Regions from separate parts of the Homo sapiens genome. Here region 2 is linked to region 1. Evidence: read pairs that join two places in POLR2A ChIA-PET (ENCODE). Cell type or tissue: A673. All regions are shown on one strand.

Region 1 (8,000 bases):
TCTCGGTGTTTTTTATTCTAATCCATTCAACTATCTGGTTTTACAATACTGCATTGTTTTAATTACTCTAGCTTCCAAATAATGTACTATTTCCATAGGCTTTTTCATTTCCATAAAACATTTAAACTAATAAAGTTTTGTTGCAATTAAAATGTGTTTTTCTGCTTGTTTTATTTGATTGATGTAAAATACTTTAAATTCAATAACTTCTTACCAATAATTTTATAAAGAACCTGACAAAATAATCACTTTAAAGAGTTAACTTTGCTTTGAATTCCTGTCTCCTCTTTTCTAATGTAAGGTGAAAGATCTACAGTACTGGCAATTCATTTTAAAAATATATATGAAAAGACTGCCCTTCTGTGACAATATAATTCACACTTTTACCAATTTTACTAGTTTTCAGTAGACTTCAGGGTGAAGAGGATAAAACAGCATCCATACTTTTGAACATTTATGTAAATATATCATTAGAAATAAATAATAAAGGGAAATTTATTTCCAAATCACTCTCCTTTTTTCTTTTCTCACTTTTTTCTTCTCTCTCTCATCTTTGTTCAACTGATAGCTCTTGTAACACAGAAATTTATGTTTTATTATGCATATTCTTTACCAATTATAAAAATGGGCCAATCCTATTTCAAGTGGTATTGATACCTAATACTGAAAAAAGGGCTAAACGTCCCATAGTCTTTGAACATCTTTATGTTAAAAAGGTGTTGTACTACGTAGAGAGCTTTATTCTGTGACTCTGTGGCATCTGGAAACCAGGAAGAGCCTGCTCTGGAATTCATATAACATGGCCTCTGGCTGAAGAGTGGAAATACCAAGTCTTATTGGAGAGAGTCAAGGTGGTATAATTATTACAGGTAGACATGTGTATGCCCACTGTGTCTTAAGTGAACGTGTATGTGAAAAGGAGGAGGAACTGTAGCACATGGCAGAGTTATCTGTTCTCTCTAGGCTGCTAGATTTAAGAACACCAGAAACAGCAATCCGGCTTCAACTGAGAAATCTGCTGAGGAAGTTTTTTCTAGCTGAGACAAACATGAAGGCAGGAATGTTTTGTAGGTCTGCTATAGACTGAATGTTTGTGCCCCCACAAAATTCATATGTTGAAGCCAAATACTCAGTGTCATGGTATTTGGAGGTGAGGCCTTTGGAAAGTAATTAGGTCATGAGGATGGAGCTTCCATGAATGAGATTACTATCCTTATAAGAAGAGACATAAGAGAGCTTATTTCCTCTCTCTTTCTGATCTCCACCACGTGAAAATATAAGGCTGTCATCTGCAAACCAGGAAGTAGGCCCTCACCAGATACCAGATCTATCAGCACCTTGATCTTGGATTTCCCAGCCTTCAGAACTGTAAGAAGTAAATGTTTACTGTTTAAGCCAGGCAGATTGTGGTATATTTGTTATAGCAGACTGAACTGACTAAGATAAGGCCTAAGTAAATCTATAACAAAGCGTGTAGGCAGCAGGCTAAAAATGCCTTTGCATTTATGGAAGTAACATTCCTTGACAAAGCTCCCCTTTAGTGCAGCAATGAAATTTCAGAAAATGAAAATTAAGAGCATTTTCCGGATTGCAAAGATAGACATCCACCTTTGCAAATGTCTAGTCTTTGTAAGATAGTAGCAGTGTTTCAAATGACACTTGCAGAAAAAGAAGAGAATATGTTTGAGTGAATTTTCCCCAAAAATGTGGTAAATATGTTCATCAGAATAATTTTTCTACTAGGAAACATCCTTAAATGACTTTAAATTTGCAATTTATGTATCTATACAATGAGCACTGATTGCCTGGTATTAAATAGCCCTAACATTCTGTCAGAGCTGAAACCAGATTCTTACAATAGACTTGGCAATGCTAAATACTGGGTTCTGTAATAACAGCCCTCACAACTAGGAGTTGGCTTTTGACTAAATTGGCTGGTCAGTGCTATGAGATTCATGAGCGTCCTATTAGCTACGAACATTTGAAAAAAATGTAGCCAAAATATGGAATCAACCTAAGTGTCCATGAATGGAGGAATGAACAAAGAAAATGTGGTATATATGCACTCACACACACATGCACAATGGAATATTATTCAACCATAAAATAAAAAGAAATGTTATTTAAAACAACATGGATGAGCCTGGAAGACACTATGTTAAATGAAATAAGCCAGGCACAGAAAGAAAAATACTGCATGATCTCACTTCTGTGTGGAATCTAAAAGTTAAATTCATAGAAGAGAAGGGTAGGATGGGGGTTACCAGGGGTCACGGTGATGGGGGTATAGAGGAGAAATGAAAAAATATTGGTCAAATTGTACACAGTTTCAGTTAAGATCTCCACCCAAGATCTATTGTTCAACACGATGACTACAGTTAATACTAATGTACTGAATACTTGAAAATTGCTTACAGAGTAGATTTTAAATGTTGTCACCACAAAAAAAAATAGGTACATGTGGTGATGGATATGTTATGGGGCTTGATTTAATCATTCCACAATGTATACATATATCAAAACATCATGTTGCACCCCATAAATATATATGCTTTTAAAAAGAACAGAAACAAATTTACACTTGGGGATGAATTAACTCTCCTCTAAGAAATCACATACATTTTCAGTGATTTTGTACTGTGTGAATATAGCTAGGCTAGTGCTACATTTTCCAGAATTCTCTTCTTTGTAATTTCAGGCCAGGGCCAACCATAGGAGAAACGATAATTGGAACGGCCCCAAAGCAGCCACCACTAGGCTTTATAGTTCTATGCAGGGCATCAGGCAGTATTGCAGTGCAAAGAACTTTGTTACTGGTCTGCTGGCTCATGTTGTTGGTGTGGGTCAGGAGGCAAGCCCACAGAGCCTCCACATCCCGTGGATCTCCCAGTTTAGCTTTTCTGAGTCCTGAAGCAGGCATGTGTACAGTTCTGTAGTAAACACAGCAGCTACGCATACAAATCACTCACATCATCATGGTTGGATATTTTGAGAAGTGGGTATGGTTTCCAGTTTGTCCTAGGTCACTGATCACGTGTGTGTGTGTGTGTGTGTGTGTGTGTGTGTGTGTGTTTCCACTTCTGGCCCTATTGATCTATAGCAACTTCAGGCTGCCCACCAAATGCAGTGGTAACATTCTTCTATGATTCGTCTACCCTATATTAAATCCTGATTCCTTATCATTCATGGTAAGTCTTCTTCCCTGGTTGTAACCTATAAAGTTGGGTGCCTGGAATGAAGGTGTTACCACAACAAAAACCCAAGCCCATTGGCTCTGGGACAAGATAGCAAGAAGAAGATGAAAAGGACTTGAGAAGACCTTTAAAGCTGGAAGGGGCTTCACGAGACAATGAGGATGCCAAAAATATTGAGGATATTGTTATTGGAAAGTTCAGTCACACAGCTCCCTGTTGTAATATGGAAATTAAATAGGATATCTAGCACACTTTTTGATTTAGTTGGAGAGCTTTGCAGACAGAATAAGAAAAATGCCCCCAGGCTTTTTCTAGCTTCCTGTAATTAAGTACAACATTGGTTGGGGGAGAGAGGCTAGGAAAGAAAGAGAGAAACTGTTCCATTTTAATTTATATTTTAGGAATTTAGAAGAAATATAAAGGACCCAGAGATTGTTGGATTTGAAAAGAAAATGTTTATTCATCCCCAGTTATTGCAAGCAAAAATTCTCAAAAAGAAAAGAAACAGCTTCAGCAAATATAAAATCCAGCACACTAAAAGAAACTCAGGATAAAAATCACAAGTATGTGGCTGCTATAAATCATTTAGTTGAGACCTCAAAAACTGTAAGGATGAAACGGGAGAGTTCCCTGATCCCCCTCACTGGACATGTGACAGGGGTGTGGCTTGCCTGTTCAGTTGAGCTATTTGATTGCAAAACATGGCCATTCTGTGTGGAGGAGGACCCAGAGGTCAGAATCAATAGCACAGAAGGCAGTAACAAGAAACAAGGGGAATCATTTCCAGGAAGCAGACCTGTTCCCAACCCTGAATGTCAGAATTACTAATAACCAATAACAGCCGTGCCTCTGTATTCCCTCCACTTGTGAACTGGAGTTTCTACTGCACTTACCTTTCTTCATCTCACCATTGTGTGGAATTACAAAAAGTCTTTTTAGTTCACAGCTTATCAGATACAGAGGAACAAGGGCCAATTGGCCAGAACACCTCATCCATACCTGGATCTGAATTAGATGATAGCCCCTTGAAACCTGGCCTAAGAAAGGTGCTATAATGCAATGAGAACTTCACAAGACTCATGGGAAGGGTTAAATGTATTTTGTGTATGGTCAGAGGGAAGGCAATGGCTCATTAAAGATGACCATAAATTCTTTGACATTCATCTCATGTACTTATGGGGTATACATGCCTTCTCCTTGAACCTAAATGGGCTCTTTGACTGCTTTGGCAAATAAAACACAGCCAAAATGATGTTATGTCAGTCCCTGGGCCCAGGACTTAAGAGATGAACATTTTCATTTTGTGTCTTGGAATACTTGCCTTTGTAGTCTTGAGTCTTCACATAAGAAGTACAATTATCTTGCTAGAAGGACCATTTGGAGAAGTTCTAAGACTACATGGACAGGGAAAAAGCCCAGATGAGCCCAACCTTCCAACAATTCCTGCTATGGCTAGGCCTGTGAGTGAACCTATTTTGGATCTCTGAATCAGCTCACCAGCTGAATATTACCACATGATGCCCATCAACATCACAGGGAGCAAATCATGAGATATAATTTTTTTTTGTGTGTGTGTAAATAAATAAGGCTTGGGGTAATTTACTACACTGAAATAGATAACTGAAATTATATCTCAATGTTAGGCATCCCAGGCTTCAGCTGCTGGGACATGGAAAAAAAGCCATCCTTATCATTTTATTATGGCAAAGGCAAAGCACTTCCCCTTTTCTTGGCCTTCATGGCAGTGAGTTGGCCTCAAGGTATAGCTATTCTTTGCTTCCCATACTGTAAATCTTACCAGCACCATTCTTACTGGGTTAGTAAGCTTTTTAAACTTTGGAATCCAATAATTGGAAGCCATTTGTATTTCATACCCAGATACATCCCCCTCCCAAGCTTTATCAGCAATAATTGTGTTTTGGCCTCCATCTACACTCTTTTGTTGTATTTCTCTTACCTTCAGAACTCAGGTAGATATGGGAGTAGGGAAAGGAGTATTTCCTTCATCCCCTTCTAAACTTCATCAACGTGTAGTATTTCTGCCAAGCCCAACATTCAGAATTTTAATGCAATCAGATTAGCTTTATTTGCTTTTAAAAGGCAGTAAGAAGAAAGGAAAGAACTGATTTATTTGTCATGTTCCATTAACCAACTCTAATAACTTTCTATATGCTCCCTAAACAATTTAAATGCATTTCTGCAAATTGACCTGCCTTTAATCTCTTTGATACATATCTGTTAACTGGGAGGTTTATATCTACATAGACACCTATACCTCCCTGTATTTAAAGGGTGAGTAAAATTATACAGCTTTAATACTTATTTTGTAAATTTATTTACCTCTCATTTCATTTTAAACATAAAAATTCCATTTAGTCATATGCTATATCCATAAACCAATATGTTTTAAACTTAGTCTGAAAAAGTCATAGGAAATAATTTACATTAAAGCTGTTCTAAGAATTCACAACTTCTGCTTATTGTTGGCTTTTGGTTTCCTCTCAGAGTTGGCCATCTGGGTAGCTATTTCTTGGACTTCTTCCCTCACACCTATGCTCCAGCTACCACAAGGCACATAACCTGGAAAGCTTCAAACCTGGTTTAATCTTCTTAGGTGAAGTAAGATTACAAAAGCACTGTTTATCTCACTAAAAACCTTTCATTTGGATTACTTGGGAGTTCCTTCCAAAGGGACATGTGTGTAATGACAAGACATCCCTTTCTTTGGTCTCCATGCTTTCTTCAGCAGGGGTCAAGGAGAGCTCCATATCTCTGTGTTCTGGTGAGAGACTCACCACTCTCTCTTCTCCCAACTCTAACCCCTGTGCTCAAAGCTTCTTCATCACTATTTCCCTTAAGACCATTAAGATCAATCTTATTATGCTGTTTGTCTTTATTTACCTCAACCACTACTAAAAACACAGGTCATCCCTCATTTCCCATACCATAGGCACCATTAGGTATGTGAACATCCCTATGCAGATTTCATATCCCACCCGTTCCCATTTTGGAGCTTTTCTGCTATGTTTTATGAACTCACAGTCATTCAACAGCAAAATCCTCTGTGTCCTTAACTTATTTTCTTACCTTCCTAGTCTGAAACTAGATTCTCTCCTAAAGACACTTGTTCCTTTGCAGCTTTCTTGAGTAATAACTGTTTTCTCTTATACCCTCCTCATACAACTTGGCCTGGAGGAAAGAAAGTTGCCTCTTTGCTCAACATTGCTACTTCCAGATCATGCTCCTTCTTCCCTGCCATTGCGATATATTACTATCACCAGCCATGCCTCCTCATTGTACCATTCATAGTGCTCTCATGTCTTGAATTTAACACCTGGCTCACTGTCAGTCTTTTCAACACTGTTCCTGCCAAAATTCTCAGTGATTTCAAGTATAAGACCTAGTTGATCCTTCCAAATCACTGGATCTTTGATTTCCTAAACTTTTCTCTAATGATTTCAACTCTTACCCTATCTAATACATTCACTTTCATCATTGTATGTAAGACTTGGCCCCATCAACAAAAAATGCAACTTCTCCATATTTAAATTTCAAGAATCCCACTCTTCGCTGACCACCTCCTATTTTTCCACTAACAGATATGGACAAGAACAAGACAGAGTTTGTGAGAGCTGATATGATCATGTTTTAAACCCTAGGCTAAGGCAGCCTAAAGAAACTGCATTTCATAAAATTGTTTTATTACTTTATTTTCAGAAATTTGAATATTTTTCACCTCTGTGTGTAATACTATATTAGACATCTTTGTGCAAATTGTTGATTTGTGTATGTATTACATAACAACATACATCTCCAAGAGTTAATGGATGCAGAAGGATTCATTTTAGTACTCCTAGTATATTATTTGAAAGTGGTTAGCTGGTTAGCTTTGATCTAAAGAGTTATGATTATGATGAGTGCTGGAGAGATAAAATACTTATTTTTCCCTCTATAATTCAGTATTGTTTGAACTTTTAAATAAGAACCATCATATATGAGTCAGTTATGTAACTAAAAGCTTTCAGTTTTGAAAATAGCAAGTAATATTAACCAGTGATTCACAAAAGAAAAAAAAACTATCAATGGATATATAAGAAAAAATGTCCCAAAGATGAAGTCTGAAGCCAGTATGAATATTCTTTTATTCTTTGTATCAAATTAATTATTCTACCTTCATAATTTTAGAATTTTTCTCAATACTTGTATTAGTTTGTCCTCGCACTGCTATAAATAAGTATCCAAAACTGAGTAATTTATAAAGAAAAGAGGTTTAATTGGTTAATGGTTCCAAAGGCTGTAGAGAAAGCAGGATGCTGGCATCTGCTCAGCTTCTGGGGAGGCCTTAGGAAACTTACAATCATGGCAGAAGGTGAAGCAGGAGCGTCACATGGCAGGAGCAGGAGGAAGAGAGAGAGAGTGGGGAGGCTCTACACACTTTTCAACAACTAGATCTCCTGAGAACTCACTATAGAATACCAAGGGACGGTGGTGCTAAACCATTAAGAAGAAATCACACGCTCATGATCCAATCACCTCCCGCCAGGCCCCACCTCCAACAGTGGGGATTACAATTCAACCTGAGATTTGGATAGGGACACAGACCCAAACCCTATCAATACTATTGCCATCTTATTTATAGAATATTTAAAATGTGACATTCTTCTCATTGATTTTACCTGAAATACACTTCATTCTTCTAAATTGGCCTTTTTTTCCACTTATGGGATATACAAGAACACTCTTTTTCTCATCCATCTCTTTTTAAATTACATCTTATTCACTTTCATACCAACCTGTTCTTTCTTT
Region 2 (8,000 bases), 130 kb after region 1:
TACAGGAAGTAAGAACTTCTGGCTGTACTGTTATCGACATGTCACTAAATCTTCTTATGAAAAGGAAGGCTATTGGTAGTTCAAGTGTCTGCTATGCTGCTGAGTTAATGGGCCGAGGTAATGGGTCTGAACCATATAAAGAATTACTGGCTTCTGGATGATTGCTATCCAGGTAACCCAGGTTTCTCACTAGTTATTTTCAGAATGCCCAGTCTGAGCTTAGTTATCATTGTTGCCCAAAGGTAGTAACCTTTTGTTTATCTCAATAATGCTGCAAAAAGAGAAAAGGAATAGGCGTACAAGGAGAACGTAAAATAGATCATAAATAGAAAATTATTTTTGATAAATTTGCTTCAAACATTTAGAAAGAAAATAACACATATGCATTTTTTTGTGTGCCAAGGAAAGTGACATAGGATCAGTTTTTGAATTCATGTTTAAACAACTCAGATCTTCATTAATGCGCTTGTGGTGACTGGTTTATGGCCTTTTTAAACTCTGATGTACACAGTAGAAATAATGTGGTGATCAAGATGAAGACTAAGATGAATGATTTAGAATGCAAGACAATGGAGGGCAAAAGGAACTAGGCATAAATATGAGTACAGCTTCAGTCACCACTAATGCCCTGTGAACATCTGCTTCTGGCTTTCTGTCATGAGCATTTGTGCAACAATTTCCAGATTTTACAGAACATCTTACTGCTTGACCTATATTACCATATTGTTTATGATATTGGAGAGGTAACAAACAGGTATTATTAGTCATGATACATAAGGTCTTAAAAAGTGTTGTTTCATATATTCTGTTTGACTTTTTAGTTAATACAGGCAGGAGGAAAATCAGTTTTCTTTTATTCCATCTTGGGCAGAAGCAGAAGTCCAACAAAGGACAATGTGACCAAATGTTTAACTACGTAAGGGTCATAAATTGAAAAGTACAAGTATGAAAAGAAGTAAAACAAGAAGCGTAAACAACCACACGGCTTATTGTTCTCAGGTAGAAGGAAGTCCCAAAATAGAGAGTACAAAGTTGGTTAAGGTGGCTCCATATCACCTGGGCTGTACCTATCTTTGTTTCAAACATCCATAGCATGTTTGTTGCTTAGCAGTTGCAAACCCCTTGCTATCTCCAGTATCATGTCTGCATTCCAAGAAGGAGAAATGAATGGTGAGCAGATATTTGTACAATCCAGATGTATAAATTTAAAAAAAGCCCGAGTTTATACCTAGTGATTTATGCTTATATCTCATTGGCCAGAATTATGTCATAGAGCCATCCCTAGCTGCAAGGGAAGTTGGAAAATATAGTTTTTGAAGTAGGGATATTGCTGCTCCAAATAAAAGTGGGGTCCAGAAGTAAGCATGAATAGAATAAATATTGTGATAGCATTTAGCAGGATCTGCAACAACTACTCAAAGAACTTTTCAATCATGTCAAAATTATCTTATTAGTTTAGCAACTTGGGAGACAGAGGAAGGGTATTGATTACACCTAATAATTGAGACCCAGTTTCCAGTTTCCAACAGTCCATGTTAAGTAATTTAAGGTGAATGAACTCTTAACAGAAAAAAAATGTGTTTTTATCATATTAGCTTTACATACATACACATACACATACACACATATATATGTATACATATAATATATATAAAATAAGTTACAGAGTTACAAGTGTTAGAGCATTTGAAATTTTTTAGGTATTTTAGGTAGGCCAATTAATAGGTAATTCAATGAGGTATCAAACAAACTGCATTTATTCCTGCTTTAAAATCCAAATAACTTAATGTGAGGCAAATCGTTTGTAATTCTTGTCAAAACAAAGCAAATGCTTTACCAAAGCAATTTTTTTTTCATAGTTTGTCAGAAGAACTCTCAATAATTTACAGAAATTTTAGACCCATTGAATTAAGTTCTGATGATATTGGGGAATCTAACCTATTCGTGGCATCCTTAATAAACCCACATAAGGCCATGAGCGGTGGCTTATTCCTGTAATCCTAGAATTTGGGAGGCCGAGGCAGGTGGATCACCTGAAGTCAGGAGTTCGAGACCAGCCCAGCCAACATGGCAAAACCCTGTTTCTACTAAAAATACAAACATTAGCTGGATGTGGTGGCACGTGCTGTAATCCCAGCTACTCAGGAGGCTGAGGCAGGAGAATTGCTGTAACCTGGGAGGTGGAGGCTTCAGTGAACTGAGATCGCACCACTGCACTCCAGCCTGGGAGACAGAGCGATACTCCATCTCAATCAACCAATTAAAAAACTCACATAAAATTGACAGTCACTGAACTTTGTTCATTTCTGTATCTACCATATGTATTAATCGTTATCACTTTCTATGTGCCAGACACTTACAAAAACCAGGTGAAATAGGTGCTATTGATTTCATTTTGTATTTAAGAAATCTATACATTCTAAACCTGCTTGTTGAAAACGTAAAGGAATAACAAGCATAAATCTCCAATGTTAACATTAGCTGGTAAATAAGAGGTCTTACATGGATATTATCCAGGTTTGGTAACAGAACAGAAAAGGTACTATGGGATTGTATTCTGTAATGGGTAAGGCAGCACAGCACTGGGATTACAAGCATAGACTGGATTTGAATCCCGACTTTCTCACTTAATAGTTGTAATCCTGGGAAAACTGCCTAACACGTCTATGCCTTAATTTCCCTATTTGAAAATGCAGATAATAGTACCTACTCAAATGGTGGCTAGAACTAAACTAAATTGATTAGTATTAGTAAAGTTTTTAGAGCAGTGCCATAGTGAGAACTCTATTATCTGCTGTTGTGTAACAAATTAATCCAAAGTACTTTAAAAAAACAGAACTTTAAAATAACAGAAATGAATGATAATTCTTTGCCAAAACAAGAATTATGGAAGGCAAACTGTTTATAATTCTTGCCAAAACAAGAATTAAGGTCTCTCATGAGGTGGATTCAACTAGTCAACTGTGGCTGCATCATCTCAAGACTTACTAAGGCTGGAGGGTTCATTTCAAGAAGGCTGTCTCACATAGCTGGAAATTCGTGCCTCCTGTCAGTGGGGGGTACCTTTCTGCCTCCATGTGGCTCTCATCTTCTAGGGTGTCTTTCTACACCTGTATTCACCAGAACAGCCTTCTTCACATGGTCTTCTTTATGTGGCAGCTGGGATCCAAAAGAGAAAGCCAGCAAGAGGGTGCATCCAAGAAGGAAGCTGATCTTTTTTAAACCTAATTTCAGAAATGACATCCCAGCACTTCTGCCGTATTATTCATTAGCATTGAGTCATTATCTCTTGCCCAAATTCAAGAGAATAGGATTACCCAAGGATGTTAATTCCACAAGGTGGGATCATTGGGTCCCACATCAGAGGCTGCCTACCTCAGTGAGGCACTATCTGTTAATTAAGATAAATATGAAGTATTGCTGTATTTCCTCATATATTTGAGTCTCTCCAAGGTCAAGTATACCGTCATTACCTAAAGGCTCATCTTAGATTACATTAATCAAATGAGTTTCTTAAAGAAGCAAAACATAATATATTGTTTTTTTGTCCAAAGACTAATATAAACTTTGTTAGAGAAATATTTATTAACCATCAACCAAAGGAATCCTGTTATGCAGGATTATTTACTAACTAGCTAGATTAGGTTAGCTTAGTTTCTGGCTCCATCGTGGTCAGAAGCCATGAATTAGTATTTAGAATTCTGAAGATACTGTTCATATGCTACAAGTTGTCTTTTCTAAATTAGAGAAGCCAGTGGAAAGCATATAAGCAATAGAAAGGATATAGAGAAATGTACATTTCGGGAACAACTAGGCAACAGCTACTGAGATTGAGTGCCTTGGCATCAAATCAGTTCCATCCTCACTTTCTTATTTATATGCCTGAAAAGTATACTCCAGACTAGTCCTGAATGAAAAAGTACATAGTTTAAAAAACAAACTGCAAAATGGTATTTATTTACATTAAAACATGAATTGCCTGTATACACACAAATATAAGAGGAACAATCTGTTATGCACAATAACTGTAATATTTAGTACATGTTATACACAGCAGTATCTGTTAAGTCAGTGGTTTGAGTGAAAACACAGTACCAAAACATTCCTGATACAAAATAAGTTACTCATTCACATATTCTAATCATACAAGACACTTAATATTTTAAAAGTTACATACTTCAAATAACACTGGCTAAATGTACAACTAAAGTTTATTAATTTTTTTTATGAAAAGACTTCAGATTGTTATTCATAAATGATCCCTTTCAGGATGCATTATCTTTTAAATAAATAAACTAAATTGACTTCAAGACTATTTATAAATAGCCCACTAAAATATGATTGAAGACATTCCTTCATTTTATTAAAGGTGTAGCTATATACTAGAGAATATGCTCAACTACTGCCTCCAAATTCCAACACTGTCATTCTAATTTGCAAATAGGAATTATTTAAATTCCAACTTCAGGACATGAGATGAGCTGCCTGCCCTATTTTGTCAATTGTTTCCAAAAGCATTAACGGATTAAGAGACTGTCTTGAACATCTCAAACATTTGAGAAATTCAAGGTTTTCTTTATGTTTTAAGCTGATCCTATATATGGAGATTTTGAGATAAATTGGAACACTTTTAGAAGACCTTCACAAAGAATTTTTCAATTCTAAAATCTATTACAGATTTATATAAAGTCCAAGAGAACATGTGAAATATTTTCATAATGCAGTGAAGGATTCATCTTTGGCATTTCTCCATTCATTCTAAAATAAGATACTTCAACAAACATTTTATACTTTTCTATCTACCTACTATACATATTTTCTATACACAAAAGTATTTGATTGAAATTTGTGTTTTAACAGCAATTTCATTGCTAAGAATTTTTTTTTAGATATGAAAAATATTAGTAACATTCAGCTTTTTACTATGAGAAGCTGAAGTTTTGATGTTGTTGAAATGAATTTGCTCAGTTTCCTTTTTTGGTGACCAGCATTTCAACATCCTATCGAATTCAGCAATGGATAAAGCAGAGATACTTTACAATAAAAAACAAAAAAAGGTGATCAGGATATAATTTTTGAATAATATGAAGCATTCCTCTATTAAGGAAAATATGTATATATATATATAATCTGTATCCATATATCTTCAAATACAATGGGTATGACAGAAATCAAACTGTTATATTTTCTTTCTTGGTCCCTGTGGTTTTTCTTAAAGGAAACAAACAACAAAAACAAACAACTCTGCTCCAAATGCCGATTTGTAGAAACCTTGCCACAATGGCTTCCACATTAGATTTCCACGTTACTTCCAGTATTCACAAATTTTTTGCTTTCATTACAAACTAACCTAATGTTTGAAAAGAGTCCAAGTGTGATTATTTAAAAATAATAATAGAAAACAATAACACAGCTTTTATAATTGAGCACATTTTCCTCATTCAAAACTAAATATGAGGAAAAATCTCCGTAAAACGGAACCAAAACCATTTAGTAGCTCAATTCCATGCTATATTCCCCAGGGCTTACTGAAAATATAAACAAAGAAACAAATACAGTAGGTAATTGATGCTATTTGCCAATGTTTGCAAAGGTCTCGGATAACAAAAATAAGATAGCAATCATGGCTTTATTATGACATTAACACATTCTTCAAATGCAATTACCAATTTTATTCTCTAACCAAACAGAATAATGGAAATCCAAGCAGAGAATGATGTACAGGACATAAAGGAACTAGAATATAATTGGGTATTTCTATTATATGGTGCTGAAACATTTGAATACCTTTAGAAATAAAATAAATTCATCTATTAAACACATAAAACTCCTGGAGAATGCAGATTACAAGAATATGACACTTAACAGGATACTGAATTTGTGAATGTAAATTTGTTATATAATATGGCAGTTACTGAATATTACGTATGCAGCTTATGCTAATAATACTGCTATCTTCCAACCACTGTAAATACCTGACATCAACACGGTCCTTCAAGTATAGTTCAAATTATTAGTTACATGTGATAATACAAGTAATTACCAGCTCCTGCTAATACAATTTAGTAAGAACTGGGAATCTCATAACTGGCACTACTTAATGTTTATAGAATATAATGTTAAGTGCATATGGTTATCAACCTCCAGAATCCAGAAAATATAGTTATCCATACTCTTTTAAGAGAGTTGTACCTCAATTTTATCATTTTAGAGTATTTGTTAGAATAGGATCTCTCCAAAATCAAACAGGATCAATCTGGTCACGTCTAATCCTAAGACAAAACACTATGTAAAATTTTCCTGTATCTAAATGTTGCCCTCTAGGTAAATCTGTGATATTTTAGAGACTTTCTTTTGTGGAAAAGGTAATCTGATAAATGGGAAGAGATCATCAGACAAGTTCACAAATAACCATTATTTCTGCAGAATTCAGTTGAAGTTGGTTTTTTGTAAATGCTTATTGGGAATTTCTAAAGCACTGACTTGGAGAGGCCAAGAGCCTCCATCAATCCCTGCTTGGATAGCCACTCCCGTTACTACTGCTAGGTCAGGGTCTACAGATGTGTTGGGATCTTTTCCAAAGAACTCTTGAATGACTTGACGGATCCGAGGAATACGAGTGGAGCCCCCAACTAAAACCACCTCATCAATCTCAGTCTTTTCCAGGTGGCCTTCTTTCAATACTTGCTGAATGGGTACCAGTATTTTCTGAAAGAGGTCTTCATTAAGGGTATCAAAGAGTTTCCGTGATATTTCTGTTTCAAATAAAACCTGACTTTCTCCACTTTTCTTATCAGAAAGGCCACGTCCAAACCCACTGTTCACGCGATGGTCATCTGCTGAGGAAAGTTTGTCTTTTGGCAGTTCAGTGTCACTACTGTGAGGTTCCTTCCTGTCCTGCTCCTCCACCGTTAGTAATACTGACAACTGAGCAGATTGATGAAGAGTCAGATTTAATTTGACCATTTCCACAGCTTGTCTCAATCTGTGGATTTCCTCTTTCCTAGAGGGCACGAAGCCATATGTTTGATAGATCTGTTTATATAAGTACTGAAGCAATCTCTGATTGAAGTCCTGTCCTCCAAGTTTATTGTTTCCTGAGTGAAAAATAAAAGTTTAATATAGTTATGCATATATGTGTGTATGTATACACGTATGTTATTATGTATACGTAAAAATTATATTCTGGGAATAACAAATCCCTGTTTCATGTATCATTACAATTTTATTCATACAGAGACTGGTTAAAAATAACTGTGTTGCTGGGCATGGTGTCTCACACCTGTAATCCTAGAACTTTGGAAGGCTGAGGTGGGAGGGTTGCTTGAGGCCAGGAGTTGGAGACCAGACTGGGTAACATAGCAAGACCCTGCCTCTATAAAATAAATCAATAAATAAAAATTTAAAAAATAATGACTGGGTTAAAGCTATCTTAACCCAAATAAGTACTATTTAAAAACTAGTGCACATCAGGGTCAAAATTTTAAATTATATAAAAGGAAGTATCTCTTCACAATATCAAATAATTTTTCAGTAAATAGAGATTAAGAATACAGATTGGCTTATAAGTAGCTATTTAAAAACACTGAATGTCATTCTCAACAGAAGAAAGTGCTTCTTATAATGAAAAAGTAGGTATTTAATCTCTTTTTTTCCTTTCATTTTTTCTTGCCTGATTAGGACCTGAAAAGGTCTTTCTACTTTTCTACCTGAAAACTAGATAAATAATTTCAAAGGAAAAGAGTAGTGTAATATAATTTCCTGGTATTTAACTTGATTAGAAAAAGAGAAAAAAAAATGCAGAGGTTAGAATACCTGTAACTTACAACTCAACGTGTCAAACAGGTTGAATCCCTTAAGCTAAATTCGACAAAATAAAAACGTTTAAAAAAGGGTTTAGAATGCATAATCCTATCATTTCCTAGGGAAAAATACAATTAGACTTTCTAAAGACATCTACTTTATAAAACATATTAAATGAAATATACTGATCACCCTTC

Evidence for each region. ChIA-PET counts read pairs that join two places held together with the same protein. Peaks named below come from ENCODE experiments on the same cell type or tissue, not always from the same donor. Only the 100,000 strongest peaks of a DNase experiment are listed, where the experiment ranks them.
Region 2: POLR2A ChIA-PET joins it to region 1 with 13 read pairs; 4 of 35 experiments call an interaction of 5 or more read pairs at or near these places.

The regions. Positions count from the first base shown.
Region 1 is chr21:14,240,191-14,248,190 of GRCh38, forward strand. No RefSeq gene overlaps it. Among named protein-coding and RNA genes, the nearest start is that of RBM11, 28 kb to the left of the region's middle. In A673, no CTCF peak of the experiment used is centred here; a DNase peak (open chromatin) is centred at 3,501.
Region 2 is chr21:14,367,188-14,375,187 of GRCh38, forward strand. It overlaps HSPA13 (heat shock protein family A (Hsp70) member 13), which reads right to left. Exons shown (of 5, transcript NM_006948.5): 5 at 3,928-7,097. The coding sequence ends at 6,430. Among named protein-coding and RNA genes, the nearest start is that of HSPA13, 12 kb to the right of the region's middle. In A673, no CTCF peak of the experiment used is centred here; no DNase peak of the experiment used is centred here.